Linked DNA regions of Homo sapiens: region 2 is linked to region 1. The links are chromatin loops, found by intact Hi-C in ENCODE. Cell type or tissue: thyroid gland. All regions are shown on one strand. Links, peaks and the distances in the headings refer to the core of each region. The heading gives the core; the rest is flanking DNA. Region 1 holds the start of LOC124909386 (a long non-coding RNA gene). Region 2 overlaps PXK (PX domain containing serine/threonine kinase like).

What was found. A loop is a pair of places that touch in the nucleus more often than their neighbours do. Peaks named below come from ENCODE experiments on the same cell type or tissue, not always from the same donor. Only the 100,000 strongest peaks of a DNase experiment are listed, where the experiment ranks them.
Region 2: a loop joins it to region 1, with 2.4 times the contacts of the local background. A loop is called at or near these places in 56 of 110 quality-filtered maps.

What each region holds. Positions count from the first base shown.
Region 1 is chr3:58,182,897-58,191,594 of GRCh38, forward strand. LOC124909386 (a long non-coding RNA gene) reads left to right here and starts at 210. Exons shown (of 2, transcript XR_007095929.1): 1 at 210-3,172; 2 at 3,852-4,599. In thyroid gland, for the core only: a CTCF peak has its summit at 5,002 (motif pointing right); a DNase peak (open chromatin) is centred at 4,985; H3K27ac peaks cover 2,019 bases.
Region 2 is chr3:58,418,879-58,427,576 of GRCh38, forward strand. It overlaps PXK (PX domain containing serine/threonine kinase like), which reads left to right. Exons shown (of 18, transcript NM_017771.5): 18 at 5,874-7,249. The coding sequence ends at 6,082. Among named protein-coding and RNA genes, the nearest start is that of PDHB, 11 kb to the right of the region's middle. In thyroid gland, for the core only: a CTCF peak has its summit at 4,223; no DNase peak of the experiment used is centred there; H3K27ac peaks cover 3,727 bases.

The DNA.
Region 1 (8,698 bases), core at 352-8,351:
TTGAGACAGAGTCTCACTCTGTCACCCAGGCTGGAGTGCAGGGGTGCAATCTCGGATCCCCGCAACCTCTGCCTCCTGGGTCCAAGCGATTCTCCTGCCTCAGCCTCCCAAGTAGCTGGGATTACAGGCACCTGCCACCACACCCAGCTAATTTTTGTATTTTTAGTAGAGACAGGGTTTTGCCACATCGGCCAGGCTGGTCTCGAACTCCTGACCTCAGGAGATCCTTGGCCTCCCAAAGTGTTGGGATTACAGGTGTGAGCCACTGCGCCTGATGAGAGACTTACTATTGACCACTTCCCTTTCCCCACCACAGTTACAAACAGGGGCAGTGACATTCCAGTGGCTGCAAAAAGACACAGGGAAGAGGGGTTAAAGGCATAATCTGGACCCCAGCTAGGTCAGCCAAAAATGCCCTTTTACACATGTAAAGCACAGTCTAGGGCCTGGCATGAAGTAAGTGTTCAAACAAATGGTAGCTGGTATTATTAGCACTGTAGTTGGTGGTGGTGGTGACTCAACAGGCAGGATTTGCAGCCTATGGGCATGTGGGGAGCTAGTTCAGCCTTGAGTAGCCCCCACGTGCCTCCTGTGGAGCACTGGTATGGGTGGGGTATCCAGGGACAACAGGAGAAATGGGATGTGGGGTAAGTGAGCTTGGGGTGGGGTAGAGTCAGAATAGTTAATTGGAATTGCCCCCCTATCAGGACAGATCCTGGTGGTGCTGCCAAGGTGGGGTGTCAAGGTCTCCGTGCGATGTCAGGCATTACCCTTTGGTTATGAGGTCATAGGAGGGTCTGAGGGTCCTAAGGTAGGAAGGCATGGCTGGTCCTAGGTGGTACAGAAATGTTGCACTTTTTTAACAACTGAAGCAGCTATAGTAGTGTGTCCCTGCTGGCCCTCGGCCCTGTGGGTTGGGGAAATGTGGCAGGAGGAAGGTGACCCTCACTCTCCCCAGCCTCTGCTGTGTTGCAGGGGACGCTATGAAGCACATCAAGGTTCCAACTTATGCCAAGGTCCAGTCCATCACAAAGGTGTTTTACACCCAAAGTGGCATCTGCCATTTCCCACGGCAAACAGACCAGCTCACGTGAGTCCACATGGGGAAAGGTCCCCAGAGCTGCTCCTATCCTATGCCTATGGCCCATCTGGACCCTCCGGCCAGACTCACCCTTGCTCTGCAGCTGTCGAGCCCCCGCCGCCTTGCTGTGCATGGGTAGGCATGAGAGTGACTAAGGCGGGGTCTGGACCAATCGGTGGCCCTCCCTCCCGGCTGTCTGCCTCCAAGGACCTCAGCTCCTTGTAGGGCTGCCTCCGCCCCTGCCGTCATTGGCAAGGCGTGGACATGGGGGCTGCTTTCCTGGGGGGAAACAGTGGGGTTTCCAAGTGCTCCCTCAGCAGACCCGGCGCAGGAGAGGGCTCGCTAAATCCTTAAGGTGCTAAAGGGAGAGAATATCTCCCTGCTTTTTATTTCTCTACATTCTGTTGAAGGGATCCATAGCTGGGTTGCTTAGTGCCAATTTACCCCATAGTTTAGGGAAGAAGTAGTTTACGTTTTTGCTTACCGCTTCTCTCATCCCTCAGAACCTGTGTTAGTCAGGGTTGCCTCACTGCTAAAACAAACAGCCCCTAAGTCCCAGTTGCTTAAACCAATAAAGACGTCTTTCCTACATGGCCGTCCAATCTGATGTTGGGCAGGTGACCTTCCACCTGCTGATCCGGGGACCCAGGCTTCTCCCACCTGGTAGCTCTGCCATCCCCTAGGGCCTCACAGCCCTCCTCTGAGTCCTCTACATCCAGCCAGGGAAAGGGGAGAGAGACTGAGCATGGAGAGAATACACCTGCTCTGAACCGCCTTGGCCTGGAGCTAAGCGGTGTCACTTCCTCTCCCATTCCACTGGTGAGAACAAGTCACATGACTCCTAGATGTGAGAGGGCTGGGTTGATTCATGGAGCCATGCGCTCAGCAGGAAGAGGAGGAAGGGTACCACAGTGGCCTACATGTCTTGTGCAGCCACCATGCTAAATTCGAAGCTCCTTCCGGTATCAGTTTCTTAGGGTTGCCATAATAAAGTACCCCAAACTCAGTGGCTTAACACAACAGAAATTGGCGATCTCACATTTTTGGAGGCTGGAAGTCAGATCAAGCTGTGGGCAGGGTCAAGCTTTCTCTGAAACCTATAGGGACAAACACTTTCTTGCCCTTCCTGGCTTCTGGTGGCCACCAGCATCCTTGGCCTTCCTCAGCTTCCAGCTGCAGCACTCCAGGCTCTGCGTTCCTCGTCACGTGGCTGTCTACCTGTGTGTCACTCTGGCTTCCCATGACTGTCTCCTTAGAAGGGCATCAATCGTATTGGATTAGGGGCCCACGCCTCCAGTATGTCCTCATCTTAACGAATTACATTTGCAGTGGTCCTATTGCCAAATGAGGTGGCACTGGCAGTTAGAACTTGGAAAAAAAAAAACTTAAATATTTTTGGGCCAGGCGCAGTGGCTCACGCCTGTAATCCCAGCACTTTGGGAGGCCGACGTGGGCAGATCACCTGAAGTCAGGAGTTGGAGACCATCCTGGCCAACATGGTGAAACCCTGTCTCTACTAAAAATACAAAAATTAGCCGGGCGTGATGGCGGGTGCCTGTAATCCCAGCTACTCGGGAGGCTGAGGCAGGAGAATCGCTTGAACCTGGGAGGCTGAGGCAGGAGAATCGCTTGAACCTGGGAGGCTGAGGCAGGAGAATCGCTTGAACCTGGGAGGCTGAGGCAGGAGAATCGCTTGAACCTGGGAGGCTGAGGCAGGAGAATCGCTTGAACCTGGGAAGCTGAGGCAGGCGAATCGCTTGAACCTGGGAGGCTGAGGCAGGAGAATCGCTTGAACCTGGGAGGCAGAGGTTATGGTGAGCCGAGATCGCACCGCTGCACTTCAGCCTGGGTGACAGAGCAAGACTCTGTCTCAAAAATAAATAAATAAATAGTCTTTTGGGAGGAACAATTCATTCCATACCACCTCCCTTCTGACAGCTAAACCTTGGTTACTCATATTATCTTGATGGGCCTCCCTCCTTCTCTCGGAAACAGTTCTCTTGCAGAATCCCAGACATGTCGAATGATTGTCCGTGGACCCATCTGATGTTGGTGCTCACAGAATCTGATTGCTTAGAAGGCCTCGGGCAGGTGGGGAATTCAAATAAACATCCCTGCATACAGCTCTTTCAAAACTAAAATGCTCATGGGCAGGTCTTGTTCAACCAGGATATTGTGGTACACTTCCCTCCTTACTTGGACAAAAGGGCAGTTCCTCATGCTGGACAGAGAAAGCACTGGGCAAACGAATCACTATTCCCTGGTCTCTGGTGGTCTGTCTCTTAGCCTGAACTGTCAGAGAGGAGCTAGACCACTTAAAACTGCGAATGCAACTATCTTGTCTGGTTTTCCCTGGGCAGTCTTGGGAATGTGAGTGAGCATCAATGTGGGAATGGATTCCCTTGAGATGCACACAGCAGCCTTGCACAACAGAGCTGCTGGAAAAACACCTGCCAGGTTGAATCAAACACCAAATGACCCCCGGGTTCTCTAGAGTTACTTGATTGAATGCAACAAATATTGATCCAGCAGCTCCTGTGGGCCGGGCCTAGGCTGAGCTCCCGGGGAATGAGGGGTCAGATCTTGGAGCTCACAGGACATAGTGAAAAGGGCTGTATGGGGGACAGTGGACACCTTTGGTGCACAGAGGAGCCTTCCTGAGGGAGGCCATTGTCATTTCTGTCATTGAAACAATGCTCAGAAAGACCTTAGCACAGTGCCTGGCTCTATACATGTGATTTATATTAATAATAATTATCTCCATCAGCAGCAAGTCTTCAAGCTCCTTAGAAAAGGAATGGCTGCAGCATTTCTCAACTGGGATTCTGTGAATAAATGAAACCCTACAGAAAATGACACCAGTGACTTTTCTCAGTCCTCCCAGGAATGACACCATTCTACAGGCATGGGAAAGAAGTTGATTCATTACAAACAGGGGCTGTCCCCGAATGTTAGGGCTTAATTCTTTCTGGAAGTCAGTTAAGAAAGGCTGGTGGGGAGTTTATTTAGGTATTTAATGAATACCTGTTTGATATCTGCGGGCATTGTTCTAAGCCCTACACTGTCCAGTTCGGTAGTCATGATCCAACCACATGTCCATTGAGCATTTGCAATGAGTCTTATCCAAATTGTGATGTACTCTAAGTATAAAACACACACTGAATTTCAAAGATTTAGTATAATGAAATGTAAAATTTCTCATTAATAATTTTTATATTGAATTTTATGTTGAAATGACCATACTTGGATAGATTGGGCTAAATCAGAGGTTGACAAACTTTCCCTCTGAAAGACTGGATAGTAAGAATTTTCAGCTTTGTGGATCACCTGGTCTCAACTATGCAACTACTCAACTCTGCCATTGCAGTGCAAAATCAGCCATAGACAATATAAAAACAAATGGGCATGGCTTGTTCCAATAAAACTTTATTTAAAAAAAACAGATGGTGGGCCAGATTTCCCCCACAGGCTGTATAGTTTGCTGATTTCTGTGTTAAATAAAATATTAAATATATTAATTTCACTTATTTCCTTTACTTCTTAAAATATGGCTACCAGAAAATTTCAAATTACATTTTGGCTTATATTATATTCCTATTGGACCAGACTGGTCTAAGAACTTTACAAATATTAACTCTGGGGGATGATGCTTTTACCCTGGCAGAGGGGTGTGTGTGTGTGTGTGTGTGTGTGTGTGTGTGTGTGTGTGTGTAGGCTGAGATGTGTGAATTCCAACGACAGCCTCAAGTGAGTGTGGAGTTGGCTCCCTGGCCTGGCTTCACCACTGCTGAGTGTGGAGCCCAAGTGCAGACTGGCTTGTGGAGGTTTCCTGCGGGTATCTGGAACTGTCTGAGCCCTTTCTCTTTCTAGGTTCACCTCTGGACTAAAGGTAAGTTCCCCAAAAGGCCACCGGGTGGTGATGTCGGACCACAAGCCATGGTGGTTGGCTCACTGGAAACCTGAGCTCTCCACCTGGCTCTGCCATTCGCTGTGTGGCCTTGGACCTCAGTTTCCTCACCTGTAAACAGGATTAGACTAGACTGAAGAGAGCACGAACTTTGAAGGCAGGCAGACCGGGATTTTAATTCTGCCTCCCCCAGGGCCCCATTGTGGCTTTCACGGGCATTAGGCACCTTTGCCTTTATAGATCCTTTCCCCCATAAAAAATATTAAAATTGTATTTTACAACTATATTGGTATAAAGACAAACATGTTATTATTATTATGTTAATTTTTTCTTCATCCCCAAAGTTCATGTTTTTCTTTCTGATTCTGAAAGAAATTAACACATTTCCATGGGCCCTAGGCACAGTGCTGTGCCTAATGGGTGAGTCACCTGGGTTCAATACTCCCCAGCTGTGTGCCCTCGGGCAAGTTGTTTAACTTCTCTGGGCCTCACTCGCCTCGCCTATAAAATGGAGATGACATCAGACTCCACCTCGCTGCTGCGGTTGGAATTCAGTGAGATGGCCCACGCCACTGCCTCTTAGCACACAGCCTGGCACACAGCAGCCCTTAGCAAATGGCAGCCATTACTTATTATTACCTTTAAGGATATTTTCAGCTCTAGCCTCTAGGAAACTGTGAAAAGATCTCAGGAGCGGGAATCTCAAAGTAATGATAACTCGGAAAAATAAAACTCCCAGGGTATTTGGTGGTAGAGTTTCCCAGAGCATAGAGGGGCAGCAGGAGGAGTTTCTGTAAATGACCAACCTCCTCCCACCTGCCATCGGAAGACGCATTTGAGGCAGGGACATGGGCTGGTATGACCCAGCCAGAAGCTGAGCAGGCCGAGGAATATGTGCCAGGCAGGGAGACCCCTGGGAAAGAGCTGAGTGCGTGTGTATGTGCACGTACACACACACACAAACCTGCATCCATAGATTCTTGTTTCCTCAAATTCCCTTATTTTGATTTAATTTTAGTAGCTTCCCTGAATCCCAAAGATTGACGCCACTGTTGCCAGGGTCTTGGGGACCGTGGGGACCCGCTCCTCCTTTGAAATATGGCCCATGGGCAAGTGACATGGGGATGCTGGCTCCTTCAGGATCATTCAGGTGGAAGCCCGCCCTGATCAGGAGACTCAGCAGCTGATGCAAATGTGAGCCTCTCTCAGCTGCCCTGCTTTCCACCCTCACGCCTGCCTGGGCTGGGTGCCTTTCCTCTTTCCGGGAGGGACGAGGGATGTGGCCCCCAGTTTGTCGCCCTTTCCTGGTTTGGCAACTACTCTTTATACTTGCCCTCTCCAGCCCAAGGGAGAGATAGGAGCAGGGTTGCTGAATTGCAGAAGCTCCCTTCACCCACCCCACCCCCAGCAGGGTCAGGGAGAAGGTCACTGGGGGAGGGTTTCTGTATTTGTGGCAGGAAAGTGGTGTTGACAAGGAAAAGGATGTCACAAGGACTGGAAGCAGGGGCGTCTCCATCCTCAGGGTTACCTGCCAAAATATTTGCCGTGGTGAATGACAAAGAAATGGAACCCTGGCATGATTCCTTGTGTGGCAAAAATTCATTCTGAATAACTAAGCTCGAGCAACCTGCACACCCAGACTTAAAGCGGCCTACCCTTTAACAGAGCAAGCCCTGTTAATACAAATATACAAGTAAGGGAATTTAATTTATCGAGGGCTTACTAAGCATCAGGCACATCCTCCATGCCTTATATCCATCATCTTATTTAAACTTTACCTATGAGGTTGATTCTCTTATTATCTCTGTTTTACACACAAGGAAACTAAAGGTAAGTAGCCTGCTCGAGGTCCCACAGCTGGTAGGTGGTAGAGACTATGGCTCCAAAGTGAGCCTGGTCCTTGCTACCATGCTACACCTCGCCTCACCAAGGGGGACTGGGAGAGTGATTTCAAATCTGGGCCTCAGATCATGTGCCTTGGAATCAACCGGGGGACTTGTTGAAATTGCAGGTTCCTGGGCCCTGGCCCAGACTCTGGGAGACTGGGACCTGGGAATCACCATGGTAACTGGTTCCCTGGGATTCCAGTGCACACCAAGGTTTAGACTCTTTTTTGTTCGTTTGTTTTTTTTGTTTTGTTTTTGAGAAAAGGTCTTGCTCTGTTTCCCAAGCTGGAGTGCCATGGTACGATCACAGCTCACTGCAGCCTTGACTTTCCAGGCTCAAGTGATTCTCCTGCCTCAGCCTTCTGAGTAGCTGGGACTACAGGCATGCACCACCATGCACAGCTAATTTTTTTATTTTTTGTTCAGATGGGGTCTTGCTATGTTACCCAGGCTGGTCTCAAACTCCTGGGTTCAAGTGATCCTCCCATCTCAGCCTCTCAAAATGCTGGGATTACAGGCGTCAGCCACCGCACCCAGCCAAGCTTTAGACTCTTTGGACAAAGCCAAGGCTAAAAGGGTGCCTATGACCAGGGGACACCCATTTTCCCCAAAAGGCCACCAGAGTTCCTTGCCCAGGCCAGGCCAGGTGACCCAAAGGGACAGGAGGATGTTTGCAGCTCCATTAGGTTATGCGCAGTGAGACATGCCCTGCGCTGTGCCCTCTTGCCTGTCAGAATTTGGCCGGAATAAGAGCTGGCAGATGCCTGTGGCTCCAGTAACCTGCTCCTGGGCAGGAGTGGAGAGATGTCTTGTTGGGAGGAAGCTGCAGGGTGTCAGGACCAAGTCAGAGCCATGGACTGACTCATTTAGTGTCTGGTCCTCCTTCCCATTCCTCCCCCACCCAGCATGGAGTCTCAAGCCCCAGCAGCCAGGGTTCTTATCCCAGCCATGTGGGCTTTCGGAGCTTGCAGTACTTTGGGACAGAAGGATGAGCCTCTCTCTCCGGAATAAGCCCATTTATGACTTGCTTGACTTTTTTTTTTTTTTTTGACAGAGTCTCACTCTGTCGCCCAGGCTGGAGTACAGTGGCACGATCTCAGCTCACTGCAACCTCCACCTCCCGGGTTCAAGCAATTGTTGTGCCTCAGCCTCCCAGTAGCTGGGACTACAGGAGTGTACCAGCATGCCTGGCTAATGTTTTGTATTTTTAGTAGAGACAGGGTTTCGCCATGTTGCCCAGGCTGGCCTCCCAAAGTGCTAGGATTACAGGCATGAGCCACCTCGCCTGACCTTGTTTGACCATTTTGGACCTTGGAAACTGGTAAGTTTCCTGGGACTATGAGCTCTGGCTTAGGAGAAGGGTGACAGATGTGTTAGCAGCCTTGCCATCACTCACCCCTCACCAATTCCAGTGAGACCTTTGTCCAATGAGGTTAATTGGACATTTGAGGAAGATGGCTTCCCGTGCTTAACCAGGGCCCTTTTGATTTTATTCCCCCAGTCAGATGTTACATAATTTCAAGTGTCAGACTTAAGGTCTTTTTCTCCTACATCAAAAGTCACATCATCCCCAATATATTAAAGGAAAAAAGCGAAGAGTGGAACCATGCATATGGTGTGCTATATTTTGTATTTTTAAGGTTACATATAGTGCTCATTTCTGTGCAGACTCTCTGGAAAAACACATGAGCTGGGAAGAGGGGCTGTTTCTGAGACAGGAAACTCGGGGATGGGGTCAGGGCACGGCATTCCTTTTCCCTGCTTATTCTTCGGTACTGTTCACACATTTAGCCATGTTCGTGTATGACTTGAACAAAGAAACAT
Region 2 (8,698 bases), core at 699-8,698, 240 kb after region 1:
GGTCTGCTTAAAATTCAACTCGCAAAACAGATGAATAAGAGAAAAGGCATACAAGTTTATTTAATAAGAGAAAAGGCATACAAGTTTATTTAATATGTATACACAGGAGCCTTCAGAATGAAGACCCAAAGGTACAGGGAAAATTGTCCATTTTTATGCTTAGGTTCAACAAAGTATGGACAGCTGTGTGGAAATATGATTGGAAGAAAAGGCTATGATCTAATGCTAATAGGCTGAGTGGGGAAACCCAGCAAGTCTGTCTGTCTAGATTCTTCTCAGCCTCTCTGAGCAGCATTCCTTCCTTCTGGGTATGGGCAGGACTCTCTCTGGAATGGGGGTCTTACAACCTATAGTCAGACAAGGTAGGTCAGGTGATTTCTTTTCTTTTTTGAGATGGAGTTTCACTCTTGTTGCCCTGGCTGGAGTGCAATGGCTCGATCTTGGCTCACTGCAGCCTCTGCCTCCTGGGTTCAAGTAATTCTCCTGCCTCAGCCTCCCAGGTAGCTGGGATTACAGGCGCCCACCACCATGCCCAGCTACTTTTTTGTAGTTTTAGTAGACACAGGGTTTCGCCATGTTGGCCAGGCTGGTCTCGAACTTCTGGCCTCAGGTGATCCGCCCGCCTTGGCCTCCCAAAGTGCTGGGATTACAGGCGTGAGCCACCACACCCAGCCAAGTTATTTCTTTATGGACAGTTTTTACACAGAAAGGTGGAGGGAGAGTAATATTTTTAGGTATGATGGCTTGCTTTGGGGAAAAGGGGTTCTGTTTCTGTGACCCACCTTGGAGAAGGAGGGATTCAAGTTTCTCTGGCTAGCCTTGGGGAACAATGGTACTGAGAAGGCTGGAGGGCCTCTTTTCCGTTTCCCAGCCCCTTTCCAGGAAAAGGCTGTGGGGCAGAGTTGGTTCATTAGGAACTCTGAGATTTACCAAAGCATGATCCTTCACATTTAGCTGGGGATCTAGTCAGTTTAAAAGAAGACAAGAAAAACATTTGCCTTGCTTTCCTTTTTAAAACGGCTTTATGGCCTTAAGTAAGTTTCACTGCCCAATTCAGCCTCTAGGGAGGGGCTCACAGGGCCTCAGGGAGGGGCCCAGTGCTTCCGCCTTGAGGATGCTTGCCCAGGATCTCTGGCCTTAGGCCTGCTCACACTCCTCCCAACTTTAAAGAGACAAATCTATTGTAGACTCTAGAAGACTTGCTTGGAAAAAAGTTATGGGTTTTCATTTTTCTCCCATCTTGATCAACTGTCCTTGTTTAATAATAGAACTAAGCACACTCCTCATATCCATTCTGCTCTTCAGAGGTAAAACCTTCATGGCTTTTCTGAAGTGAGCGTCATGCTTGTAAATAAATAAAAATAGTATCTAACTGGCTCAGAGGACAAAGAACATGAAGAAAGTGACTCATTAGGTGGCTCAAAAAGCGACTCATTGGTTATTCTATAAATACGTTTGCCATGTTTTAAAAGGCTCACAATCGTGTTTACAAACCAGTGCTGTGGTTAATTTGAGTATATCCTAGTTTCGAAGTGAGAATAATCAGCTTGTGATTCAGACTAATATTTTACTGTCTGTTACTATTTGATTAAATGACACTAAAATCTGAATAATGACTTGTGTCCCCCCTTTCTCTCTCTCTCTTTGCTGTTTTCAGTAGAGCATGCACCATTTTGAACGTGAATTTTCGGTAAAGTAAACTATGCTGATTTCTCAGACTTTAAAGATGCTCTGTTTCTGTGTGTGAAATAGGACCCAAAGTGTCTCGATTGCTGAAGTGATGAACAAGTGGGAAAGCAGATTTGAGACTATTTCCTTATCTGAATATTTAAATGAAATACAGCATCTTTAAAAAGCACCCAGTGACTTCATCTATATTCATTTCATTTTCATCATGACCTTCAAAATCTTCATTTTCACTCTGATTTCAGTTTTAAAATACAGCTCTAAAACCTGCAAATCAACTGCATGGCATTTTGGTATATTTTAATTTTGGAAACCATAACTCTCAAAGTCCCGTTGCTGCAAAAATGTTGATTCCTAGTTACTCTGATGAAGAGGAAAGAGTGTTAGGCACTTGAGCTCTTAGTTACAGGGAGACAACTTACTGGCTTTTATAACTGACGGTAGGGAAAAACAGTTCTTTTGTAAGCATCCTTTATAATTCTCGAGCTGTGACAGGAGTACAGCCTCCTCACCTGCCTGAAGCCAAAGGAGAAGGTGGTTCTCCCGAGAGCTGGGGGCTTGCCTGCTTCGGTTCTCTCCTGAGGGTGGCTGGTAAGTCTGGTGTTACCCTAGTGTGGTCTCATGGCCACTTGGCCTCCCTTCCTGTATGTGACCACAAAGGAGCTCAGAATTAGAGAGACTGTAGATTACCCACTGCTGGCTGCTAACATGGGCCTAAGAGTCGGTGGGGAAGGGAGCCAGGCGCAGTGGCTCACATCTATAATCTCAGCACTTTGGGAGGCTGAGGCGGGCGGATCACAAGGATCAGGAGTTCAAGACCAACCTGGCCAACATGGTGAAACCCCATCTGTACTAAAAATACAAAAATTAGGTGGGCATGGTACCACGCGCCTGTAATCCCAGCTACTCGGGAGGCTGAGGCAGAGAATCACTTGAACCCGGGAGGCGGAGCTTGCAGTGAGCCGAGATCGCGCCACTGCACTCCAGCCTGGGCAACAGAGCGAGACTCCATCTCAGAAAAAAAGGAACTGGAGGGAGGGACCCTCAGACATCCTGTCCACAAGGCTGTCAAGGGGGTTTCTGGCCTGGCATTCCTCCCTAGATCTGACCTACGCTCTCCCTGCAGCATTCTCTGCCCTCTGACAGGGCCTCTGCTGGACTGCCAGGTTCCCGTGTGGTTTGGTGGAGAAGATTTTGGGGTGGGTAGAGTAAGTAGTTGGCTCTCAGGGATTTTGTCTAAGAGAAAGTGAGATGGGAGAAATCGGGACTGACCTGGTCGTAACTGAAGGTAAGCTGTTTGCAGCATCCCCCTTCCTGGGTGCAAATTCAGGTATCATAAGTCTAACATGGAATCGGTCTGCTCTCATATGTGGCCTGGAGATAAGGGTATTGGAGGTCTCTTGGCAGGAAGGCCTCATTCACATCTGAGGGGTGGAGAGCGCGCAGGCAGCAGGCAGTTGTTCCCAGGTTTGTCACAGGCCAAATGGTAACTTTCATTTGGCCCTTGTTGCCCCTGCCCCCTCTTCCTCCATTGTTAGCCATGTGTTGTAGCTGAAGCCCCAACGGACCTTTCAGGAAGCTTGTGGACCATGGAAAGGGCCAAAAGGAAAAGCCAAAAACAATCAATGGGGCAGACTGAGTGAGACCGAGTCCCAGGTCTGTGTTCCTGCCTCCTCCAGTTTCCACCTTCTGACCCCTAGACCTCCTCTCCCCTCCAGAGTGTTCCAAACTGGCAAGCTGGGTCTGGCCTTCCTTGCCCTGGTTGTACATAAGAGCCACCATGGTTGTTGTAGGCCCAGTGAGGAAAAGTGGACTTGCTGGGACATCAAGCCCCACCGGACTGCTCCAGCCTGCTGAGGCCACATCAGGGAGATCCTGCTGCCTGTCCTTTCGTTCCATCTGCTTTACTGGAGCCCTGGAGCCCTTTGGACAGTGTATTTATTGACACCACCTACATTTTCAAAGAGACTCATTTAAAGTGACAGTGGAAAATCCATGTCCATTTACTTGGACAGTGGAAAATCCATGTACTGAACCCCACCCTCAACTCCCAAACTCTGCGGTGGTGCATTTGCACTTCTAATTTTGAGGGCCTGGTAATGACGCCAAAACCAAGGGTTGGTTCTCTGTGAGGCCAAGCAGTTTTGTTCTGTGCCAAGATGGCAGCCCCTACCCCTCAGCCCAGCCCTGAGGCCCGTCTCCAGCCCCCCAAAATCCTTGCCTGGAGGGCTAGTCAGTCTCTAGATGGCCAGTGCTGAGCCTTTAGTAGAACTCCCAAGTACCGCCGCAGCCGAGAGCCTGTCCTTAACTGCACAGTGATTCTTCTGCCGGGGGTCAAAGCACAAACCTGGGAGGCAGAAACCCTGGAGCTCCTTCTGTTACACTACGTGGCCCTGAATATCAAGTCCAGATTCCACTGCCCTTTTCTGGCTATTGGGTGGGAGGGTGCTGGGGAAGGGCACTGGCACCTACTTACCCCCAAGTGGGCAGAGCTCACTCCTTCGGGCCCACTTGGTGTTGCAGTCAAGAGACTCAGTTCCAAAAACCTTCAGCAGAGGTCTCCCCTCCTCCTGGTATTTCACTGGTTGCTCTCCAGAAGTCCTCTTCAGAGGAATGCTCATCACACATGCTTATTCTCCGTTTTCCCACTTCAACAGTTACTTCAGGTTTAAAGTCCTTTTTATCTCTGTAACCTGGTGACATAAAGCCAGGAACATTTTCCCACAATCCACCTTAGCATAAAACATAACAATTTCATTCATCAGTTGTTATTGTGTAGAACCAATGAACATGTTGGTCATTTGTCTGTATTTAGTCTTTATTTGTATTGCTATCTTTGAGCATTCCAAGATTGCAGAGCATGAGCGTGTGTATTTGTGTGATTCTTTAATTTCAGCTGCCTTAGGTTTGAGTAAAAGATGTAAAGAAAGGTAAGTGATTTTCTATTGTAAGACTTTAACCCATACCTGTCACACTTGGTGAAAAGGATGTACTTACCTGAGTATTGTGTTGGTGATTCTGAGCCAGTCGTCCATACAAACTTAAGTAGGGTAGCTTTACCTGTTACTTATCACAACTCAGTAGCAGTGTAGGGGAAACCACCTGGCAGAATGTCTCCCTGGAGTAGCCCTGGGAGGGACAGAGACAGCATCTGACAGAGTCTCAGAGAGCTGCAAGGTCACAGGAGACGAGGCAACTAACTGTGGCACAGGAACATTCTTTAAGGCAAGGCTTTTTCTGAACTCGGGTGTTTATTCTGTCCTGAGAGAACCATTCATTGATTCTAAAATATAAAATTCGAGTTGCAAATGTCCATGTGCCTGGAAGCTGAGGGAAGTTTTAGACACCTGCCCAGTTTCCCTCTCCTTGCCCACTGCGGTACAGCACGACATTCTAGTTTCTCCTGATGCTTCGTCAAAGACATTTAGTGCAGTTATGTCCTGTTCCTTGGTTGGGCCACAATGGAGAGAACAGTACTTGAGAAGGATTTCTCTGTAAGAATACCATGGCAGAGAGACCCCTCTGCCCCCTGCTTTGCATTGCTAACAGTTATTAGCATTTTATATTTCTTTAATGCAACCTAATAGGAAATTATTATTCGAGACAGACTCCTCTGGGAAATGCATAACCCAGGAGGCACTGATTCCTTGCTGAGAATCCTGAGTGGTCTGTCATTTTACATAAGATCACATCCTTCAAACATTGTGTATGTTGGAGCAGCGAAAGAACTGTTCACCCCTTATGAATAACTGACATTCAGGAAGCCCAACTCCATCATGCAGATGTCTATCTTTAATTGCTAGCTCAGAAGCAGACAGAGCTTCCTGGGACCTGGCTAAAGTAACTGATAGATGGAACTCTTCTTTGGGGACTATTACTTTGCAAATGGGGTCAGAGCCTCATCTATGCAGAGAATGTCACCATATGTGGTTTCATGTAATCTGTAATTATTTGTTCCAACAGCCTTTAACATGACTATTGTTTGAGAAACATGGCAACTTTTAATTCCCCTTTGATGCTTCTAGCTTTCTTTAGTATTTTAAGAACTCATACAGTACTAGGTATGTTGGTCCCTCTGAGAAAAACATGTGGACTCTCACCAGTCCGTTGTGCTCAGGACTGAGCAGCAGCGTGTGTGCAGGGCAGCTGTGGAGGTGAATACTGATTGTCCCCCTTTTCCTCCACAGGGATATCTGCATTACCTCCACCTCCTCCACCTCCACCACCACCAGCAGCTCCCTTGCCTCCTGCGAGCACCGAGGCACCTGCCCAGCTCTCGTCTCAGGCTGTGAATGGCATGAGCCGAGGGGCCTTGCTCAGCTCCATCCAGAATTTCCAAAAAGGAACTTTGAGGAAAGCCAAAACCTGTGATCACAGTGCTCCGAAGATCGGCTGAAGCTTCCTGTTTACACTTGGAGGGAAAAGTTCTTTTTTATTCCTACTCACCCCTACCCCCCAAACTACCCTCTTCCTGGGAAAGTAATTGCTGAGCCAGTACAGCCACAAACAGTACTATTTTGCAGATGCTCATGTAAGCAGCTTTTCGAGAGAAATAATTCTTTAAGCAGAATAAAGTTAGGCTGGCATTGCTCCCTTAAGATCTTGCTCCTTTATTAACCCTGTAAAGGAGTCTTGTTTATCCTCTAATGGCCAGGCTTTTGGGACAGCAGCATATTGAAATATTTTCACCAACTAAAGGAAATAGACAGAAAAACAATGACAATATTCAATCACAGCAGTAAATGGCCTTTGTGTTGCAATCCCTTCTACCCCATCAGACAGCTCCTAGAAACATTCCTCTTACAGTTCATTTCTCTAAAGCATTTTCTGATTCTTAGATAACTCCAATTTTTGCTACCTTTATCTTAGACATTAACACTATAGCCCAAAGCATAGTTACTTTGCTAAATCAGAAAGCAACTGAGTTCTTTGTTTTCTCCTCAAATAGAATGGGGAACGTTCACAACATTCTCTTAAGTTCTAACAGGAATACCATTGTGGTTATAGAACTCAGGGCTGCTAAAGCAACTACTCTAGACCCATAGTTCTTTTTAGTTAGATGTATTGAAACAGACAAAAATATTAACATCAGAAAAAGCTCTTGCCAATTAGAGGATCTTCTTAATCCTCAGCAATTAAGTTTGGGGTTTGAGGGGGGCAGGTCATTGTTACAACAGAAGTAAATTTGGCATCTATAGAAATCAATTATGATTTTTGAAAGATTTATCTAAATATATCAATATAGCATCTCTTTAATGTTAGTCATTTATTAGAAAGATCCTTTATCCTGATTTGCTTAAACCTTTCAATAAATTGCACTTTAAAGGATTATAAATAATCCATTTAAAAATTCAAGTACACACATCAGTGTTGGTTACTATGCAGAGAATGTCATTGTGTATAGTTTCATGTAATCTGTTATGTCAGCTGTATTTTTTATTAAAATCATGTCAAGAAAACGTGTTGTCTGTAGCTTGACAAGATATTTCAAATGAGAACTTTTTGTAGCGTCTGTTGTTAGCAAAGAATAGATTCACACAGTCTAAGGTTTCCTTCCTACCTATCCTGTCTCTTATTCTTTTGTGTCTCACTTTTCCTCTAAGAACTAAAAATCCTGCCTTGCTACTTAAATTAGGTACCACCTATATGCTTCTCTAACTAATTTAAACCCATCTTTTCCATCTCAGCTTCTGGAGGGCAGTATTTGACAGAATATCTGATCTTTGGAAATGGGAAAAACAACTGATATAAACTTTGCCATAATTTTAAAGAGAATGCTATTAGAATTAGGCATTTGGAGAGTCTGTGGAGAAGTTCCTGTTTCAAGTGTGATGCAACCTAGGTGATTACCTGATGGAGGCTTGTGAGGCCTGAGTCCTTCTGAAGTCAGTTTTGCTGACTATTCTGGATAGTTCAGATATATGAATACAAACAGGTAATGGTCTTGTACAGTATCAGCTTATTTTCCACATGGAACTAATTTCTTTTGTTGTTATTTTTAAGACAGGGTTTCGCTCTTTCACTCAGGCTGGAGTGCAGTGACCCAATCACAGCTCACTGCAGCCTTGACCTCCCAGGGCTCAAGCAATCCTCCTATAGGCACACCACCAGATACCTGGGTTTTTTGTTTTGTTTTTTTTGTTTTGTTTTTGTAGGCAGGGTTTTTGCAACGTTGCCCCAGGCTGGTCTCAAACTCCTGGGCTCAAGCAATCCCTGCCTCAGCCTCCCAAAGTGCTGGGATTATAGGCATGAGCTACTGTGGCCTGGCAGCACTAATTTCTTAATAAATAGAATTTCAAGTTTTCTACCCACATTGACTTTTTTTTTTTCTATCTATCTTTTCTTTGTAGAGATGGGGTTTTGCCATGTTCCCCAGGCTGGTCCTGAACTCCTACACTCAAGGGATCCACCCACCTCGGCCTCCCAAAGTGCTAGGATTACATGTCTGAGCCACCACACCCAGCCAATTCTTTTTTTTGAGACGGAGTCTTGCTCTGTTGTCCAGGCTGGAGTACAGTGGCGCCATCTCTGCTCACTGCAACCTCCGCCTCCTGGGTTCAAGCAATTATCCTGCCTCAGCCTCCCGAGCAGCTGGGTCTACAGGCGCATGCCACCATGCCCGGCTTTAGTAGACAGGGTTTCACCATGTTAGCCAGGATGGTCTTGATCTCCTGACATCATGTTCTGCCCGCCTTGGCCTCCCAAAGTACTGGGATTACAGGCATGAGCCACCACGCCCAGCCCAGCCAATTCTTTCAATATAAAAATACAATAGTCATGGCCAGGTGTGGTGGCTCATGCCTGTAATCCCAGCAGTTTGGGAGGGCCAAGGCAGGTGGATCACCTGAGGTCAGGTGTTCAAGACCAGCCTGGCCAACATGGTGAAACCCCACCTCTACTAAAAACACCAAAATTAGCCGGATGTGGTGGCTAATTTCCTACTGAGGCTGAGGCAGGAGAATCACTTGAACCTGGGAGGTGGAGGCTGCAGTGAGCCAAGATTGTGCCATCA